Linked DNA regions of Homo sapiens: region 2 is linked to region 1. A link is a contact called in ENCODE Hi-C data. All regions are on one chromosome and are shown on one strand. Each heading gives the region's core, a stretch centred on a gene start or an enhancer-like site at or near the end of the contact. The rest is flanking DNA. Distances are from core to core; before and after follow the strand shown. Region 1 has its middle 39 kb from the start of GSTA2. Region 2 overlaps CILK1 (ciliogenesis associated kinase 1).

Region 1 (3,006 bases), core at 379-2,878:
GGCTAAGAAGGTTAGGACAGTGGAGGCCTGGGCCTGTTTCTAAGCAGAAGGAAGCCTTCCAAAGGACAGAGGCAGCTGAAGAGACCAGCTGGAGAGCAGAAGGATTGTACAGCTTGCTTATGTACATAATAGATTTGTGATTGTTTATTTGCATCTATTGGTTTTATTACTGTATTAGGGGATATAATTGATACTTTAAAATATATGTGTATTTTATATAATGTATTATATGCAATATATTATATATATATGAAATATTGAGACCAGCCTGGCCAACATGGCAAAACCCCATCTCTACTAAAAATACAAAAAATTAGCTGGGCGTGGTGGTGGGCGCCTGTAATCCCAGCTACTTGGGAGGCTGAGGCAGGAGAATCACTTGAACCTGGGAGAAGGAGGTTGCAGTGAGCTGAGATCAGGCCACTGCACTCCAGTCTGGGCGACAAGAGCGAGACACTGTCTCAAAAAAAAAACAAAGTGTACAGAGTTAAGTGTACAACTGGATAAGTTTTTCAGTTTTGTTTTTGTTTTTGAGACGAGACTCGCTCTGTTGCCTCCAGGCTGGAATGCAGTGGTGTGACCTCAGCTCACTACAACCTCCACCTCCTGAGTCCAAGTGATTCTCATGCCTCAGCCTCCCAAGTAGCTGGGACTACAGGAGTGTGCCACCACACCCAGCTAATTTTTGTATTTTTAGTAGAAATGGGGTTTTACCATGTTGGCCAGGCTGGTCTTGAACTCCTGGCCTCAAGTGATCCGTCTGCTTTGGCTTCCCAAAGTGCTAGGATTACAGGAGTGAGCCACCACACCCAGCCTCAATTGGATAAGTTTTAACACACATATACACCTATGAGACTATCATCATAATCATGATACTGAACTTATTCACATCCTCATGCCCTTTGGAAATCCCTTTCTTCTGCCTGGCCCCATACCACTCATCTGCTTTTTGTCACAATGAGTTAGTTTGCATTTTCTAGAAGTTTATATAATTAGAAGCATACAGCAGGTATTTTGTTTGTTTGGTGTCTTTCACACAGCACAATTATTTCAAAATTCATCTGTGCTTTTTTATGTATTCATTCCTTTTTTTATTGCAAAGTAGTTGAATTCTTTTCCTGTGGCCACTCTAACAAATTACCACAAACTAGGTGGCTTAGACAGCAGAAATTATTCTTGCACATGTCTAGAGGCTAGAAGTCCAGAATCCAGAGGTCAGCAAAGCTGGTTCTTTCTGGAAGCTCTAAGGGAGAATCTGTTCCCAGCCTCTCTCTTGGTTTCTGGTGGCTGCCAGCAATCTTTGGTGTTTCTTGGCTTGTAGCTGCATCGTTAGATTCTGCGTCATAGAAATGGACAGTGGAAAAGGAAATACAGAGAGACTCATGGATTAAGGTGAAGAGGATGAGGGAATAAGAAAGACAAAATGGAATAAATTGGAAGGGGTTAAAAGGAAGTGAGGAGAACTTTGCACCTCTGCCTTTCAGTCAGCATTTTTTAGTTGTTCTTTTGGCAATTTACTCCAACTTGGATTTAAAATTTATGAGAAAAAAAGTCTCTGTTCCAGCAAAGGGATTGCCCAACCTACTGTGTCAGTCTAACGCTGACTCCATGACTGAGCACCAGATGGCGCACTGCCCAGAGCCAAGGGACCTCCCTGGTGGCTGTAAAGAGTTCAGTGCACAGACTCAGCCACTCTTAGGTGACTTTCCACAATTGCAAATGAAACTGAGCTCAGCCTACTCAACCTTCCCTTCCTCTTTTAGATCACTGAGAAAGTCTACTGTCCCAACCATATGCCCTTTTTCGGAGCAAAATTTCTCAAAACGGCTGCCGGTAGCTGCTGTCTCCTCTACCTCACGTCCCATTTTCTCCTCAACCCACTCCAGTCAGGCTTGTGTCCCCATCTTCTCTCCTCGGGTCAGCAGTAGCCTCCGTGGTACCAAATTCAATGTCCACTCTTCCATCCTCTTGCCGGACTGTTGGCCTCATGATGCCACACTTTCTTGGACTTCCTTCTACTTCACTGACCCCTCCTCTTCAGACGCCTTCGCTGGCTCCACCCAGCCTTCTCTTCTCCAACTGCTATCTCCCCCGAGGCGATGTCCTCAGCCCTTCTCTATCATCAGAGGTGTAACTTCCAATACTAGGTCATAAAAGACATTGTAGTTTCCCTCTTGCTTACATACTCCAGGGGAAGTTAGCTGCCATGTCCTGAGGACACTCAAGCAGTCCTACACAGAAGCAGGCATGCCAAAGAAGTGAGATGTATTGCCAACTTTCAGAGAGGAACTGAGGCCTCTGCCAACAGCCATGTGAGTGAGCCATCATGGAAACAGATCCCAGTCAAGCCCTCAGCTGACACAGCCTGTTAGTGACTTGATTGCAGCGTCCTGAGAAATGCTGATTCAGAACCACCCGGCTAAGCTGCTCCCAGATTCCTGACCTTCAGAAATTGTGTGAGATAATAAATATTTATTGCTTTAAGTCCCTAAACTTCGGGGTGAGTTGGTATATAACAATTGATAACTAATACACCCATGCTGGCCTCATCTTTCAATACTTCCTCGCCTTGCTCCCACAACACTAGTGTACCTAAAACACACCCAACTTGTTCCTGACCAACACCCTGTCTCATTGTTCCCTCTGACTAAGACCCTCGCTCACTGGATCTTCTGGTTCCTGTCATTCAGGACTTAGTCTTTCCTGGCATTCTCTGTGCCTAAAACAATTCAGGGAACAAAGTAGGTGCTCTATAAACTTTTATTGAATAGAACTATGAATAAAATACTTTAAACAGTATTTATTGGAACCATAATCCTTGAGAAGATTTTGTCAATTTCTGAGGTTAAAGTCTAATTTTTCTGCTAGGTATACTTAGCTGCCCTGTTGACTTAGAATGTTGCAACTGTATTCAAAGTTTCAAAGGACAAATATATTGAAACAGCTGCTGTGTGCAGAGGGAAGGTGAGTAAAGATTGGAGAAAGGTAGGAGGCAAGGCAGAGCAA
Region 2 (3,006 bases), core at 136-2,635, 320 kb after region 1:
TTCCTGGTTTTGATCATTGTTCTATGGTTATGTAAGATATTAATATTAGGGAAAGTGGGGTGAAGGGTTTCTAGGAACTCTGTACTATTTTTGCAAGTTTTCTGTAAGTCTAAAATTAGTTCAAGATTAAAAATTTAAAAATAGGCCAGGCGCAGTGGCTCATGACTGTAATCCCAGCACTCTGGGAGGCTGAGGCAAGTGGATCACCTAAGGTCAGGAATTTGAGACCAGCCTGGCCAACATGGTGAAACCCCGTCTCTACTAAAAACACAAAAATTAGCTGGGTGTGGTGGCATGTGCCTGTAGTCCCAACTACTCGGGAGGCTGGGGCAGGAGAATCGCTTGAACCCGGGAGGCACAGGCTGCAGTGAGCCGAGATCACGCCACTGCACGCCAGCCTGGGTAACAGAGTGAGACTTGGTCTCAAAAATATATATATATATATTAAAAAATAAAATAAATAAATAAATCCAGACTGTGTTCTCCTGAAAGCCGTGTGTGAGCTTGAAAAATCTTAAGACATATAAAACTCCTGCCTGATTTTACCATGCTTTATCACAGAATCAAACAAGCTTTTAGAGATCAAGCCCCACTCTACCCACCCTCAGCTCATTCCCTTTCCCCTAGAACCACTGTAAGGCCTCTGGTTGGAGGGGCATTTTCCTTCTTGAAACTCTTCAGGATCAGACTCCCTACAACCTCCTTCAGTAGCTCTTTAGGGTGATGTATTCCATTGATGACTAATAAATATTTATAAAGCACCTTCTGTGTGACAGATCCTATCTTTAAGCTCTGAGGATATAGAGACCAATAAAATATGGTCCCTTCTTTTAAAGAGCTTAGAGTCTCCTGGCAGGGGATGGGGGTGTGGATGGGAGGGGGGAAGCAGATATGTACCACTCATGAATACAAACTAAGATATTTCAAGTATGTGGAGGGGAATTAAGGAGAAAGCCCTCTTGGTTTCCAGCTGGGTTAATTCCATCTGGGCTTAGGGAGGGCAGGAAAAATCTTCATAAAAGATTGTCTTAAAAAAGAGAAAAGTAGGTGTTTTGTAGGGCAAATGGGGTTCTAGCACTCCAAGAAGCAGAAACTAAGAGGCAGGGCTTGAAATTAGGGGGTGGGAAAGGGGGAACTTGTGGAAAGAGTTGGCAGAGTTTTGTTTATGGAGGAACCCAGATGCCATTTTTTAAAATACAGGTTTTGACTGGATTCTGTACTGGAGAAGAAAATGCAATAAAGCAGGGGTCCCCAAACCCAGGGCTGTAAACCAGTCTGTGGCCTGTTAGGAGCTGGGCCACACAGCAGGAGGAGAGCAGTGGGTGAGTGAGCATTACTGCCTGAGCTCCACCTCCTGTCAGATCAGCAGCGGCGGCATTAGATTCTCACAGAAGCACGAACCCTACTGTGAACTGCCCATGGGAGGGATCTAGGTTGCGTGCTCCTTAGGAGACTAATGCCTGATGATCTGAGGTGGAGCAGTTTCATCCTGAAACCATGGACAGTAGATTAGATAAAAATATTTATCTGTGTTAAAGTTATTGTAGTTGTAGTTACTGTCCTGTGATTCAGTAAGAATATAGTTTCATTCTTGGGAAATATACTCTGAAGGGTTTACAGGTAAAGGGCCATGATGTATGCAATTTATTCTCAAGTGGGTAGAACAAAAATTTTGTGTGCATTGCGAGGAAAACAAATGGGGTAAAATGTTAACAACAGGTAAATCTGGGTAAAGAGTATGCTATGGACTGAATGATATCCCTCCTCCAAATTCACATGTTAAAGCCCTAACCTCCAATGAGATTGTATCTGGAGACAGACCTATGGAAAGGTAATTAGGCTACAGAGGTCGTAAGGGTAGGGGTCTGATACAATAGGGCTAGTGTCTTTTACCTCTCCCCCACACACCCTAGCAAATGACGACACAGGAAAAACGCAGCCATCTAAAAGCCAGGAAGACAGCCCTCACCAGAAACCAAACCATTTGATCTTGGACTCTCCAGCCTCCAGAACTGTGAAAAAAATAAATTTCTGTTAAGACACCCAGTCTATGTTACTATGTTATGTATGGTAGCCCAGGCAGACTAAGATAGGATCTATGGGTATTCTTTTGGTATTCTTGCAATTTATGTAAATTTAAAATTATTATAGATTAAAAATTTCAATTATCCCTAAAATGGTAGAAGAAGGGAAATTTTTTAAAGATACAGGCATCTTAAATGTTTTATCTTAGATCAAAACATACAAATGCAGACTTATTTAATACAACTTGTTGAGAAGACAGAACACTATCATATACCATGGTTCCTCCACTTCATGATTACTGTATTATGGAATAGATTGGATTCAGGCTGTGCCTTAACCCAAAAAGTATATTTGGACCACAGCACAAGCAATTTTGGCTCTGCATTTGTTTTCCCCTTTTTCTTCTTTATCTTCAACTATTTTTTTCCTATAGCATACACACAGTCCTCAACTTTTGATGGTTTGACTTACGATATTTTGACTTTGTACAATGGCGCCAAAGCTACATGCATTTAGTAGAAATCGTATTTCGAGCACCCATACTATTCTGTTTTTCACTTTCAGTGCAGTATTCATTATATACATGAGATATTCAACACTTTATTATAAAATGGGCTTTGTGTTAGATAATTTGCCCAACTATAGGCCAATGTAAGTGTTCTGAACATGTTTAAGATAGGCTAGGCTTACAATGATGCTCAGTAGGTTAGGTGTATTAAATGTATTTTTGACAATGATTTTTTAACTTACAATGGGTTTATAGGGATGTAACCCCACTCTAAGTTGAGACACATCTGTGTATGAATCCTCCATCATTCATTATTTCACTTTCCAACAAATTAAGACTCCCAAACCATCGTTGTATGTCATCTTCCTAAAAAAAAAAAAAAAAAATTCCTGGAAGCTTGATTTGTCAAAAAAAAAAAAAAATCAGCCAACTAATAAACAATGTCTTTATTTTTATTTTTTAAAGAAGGCTTT

Evidence for each region. Hi-C counts contacts between places; a loop is a spot of excess contacts on that map. Pooled maps may share reads with other maps.
Region 2: a loop to region 1 is called in a pooled map, with 2.2 times the contacts of the local background. The contact joins two enhancer-like sites. A Hi-C loop is called at or near these places in 1 of 168 maps with a recorded cell type or tissue (K562) and 3 of 50 pooled maps.

Annotation. Positions count from the first base shown.
Region 1 is chr6:52,722,988-52,725,993 of GRCh38, forward strand. No RefSeq gene overlaps it. Among named protein-coding and RNA genes, the nearest start is that of GSTA2, 39 kb to the right of the region's middle. RefSeq lists a silencer at 1,619-1,668. Within about 2 kb of position 1,629, at least 17 of the 41 ENCODE cell types and tissues checked have a DNase peak (open chromatin) inside an H3K27ac peak, as active enhancers do.
Region 2 is chr6:53,042,891-53,045,896 of GRCh38, forward strand. All of the region lies in intron 1 of CILK1 (ciliogenesis associated kinase 1), which reads right to left. Among named protein-coding and RNA genes, the nearest start is that of CILK1, 17 kb to the right of the region's middle. RefSeq lists an enhancer at 1,182-1,736. Within about 2 kb of position 1,386, at least 5 of the 41 ENCODE cell types and tissues checked have a DNase peak (open chromatin) inside an H3K27ac peak, as active enhancers do.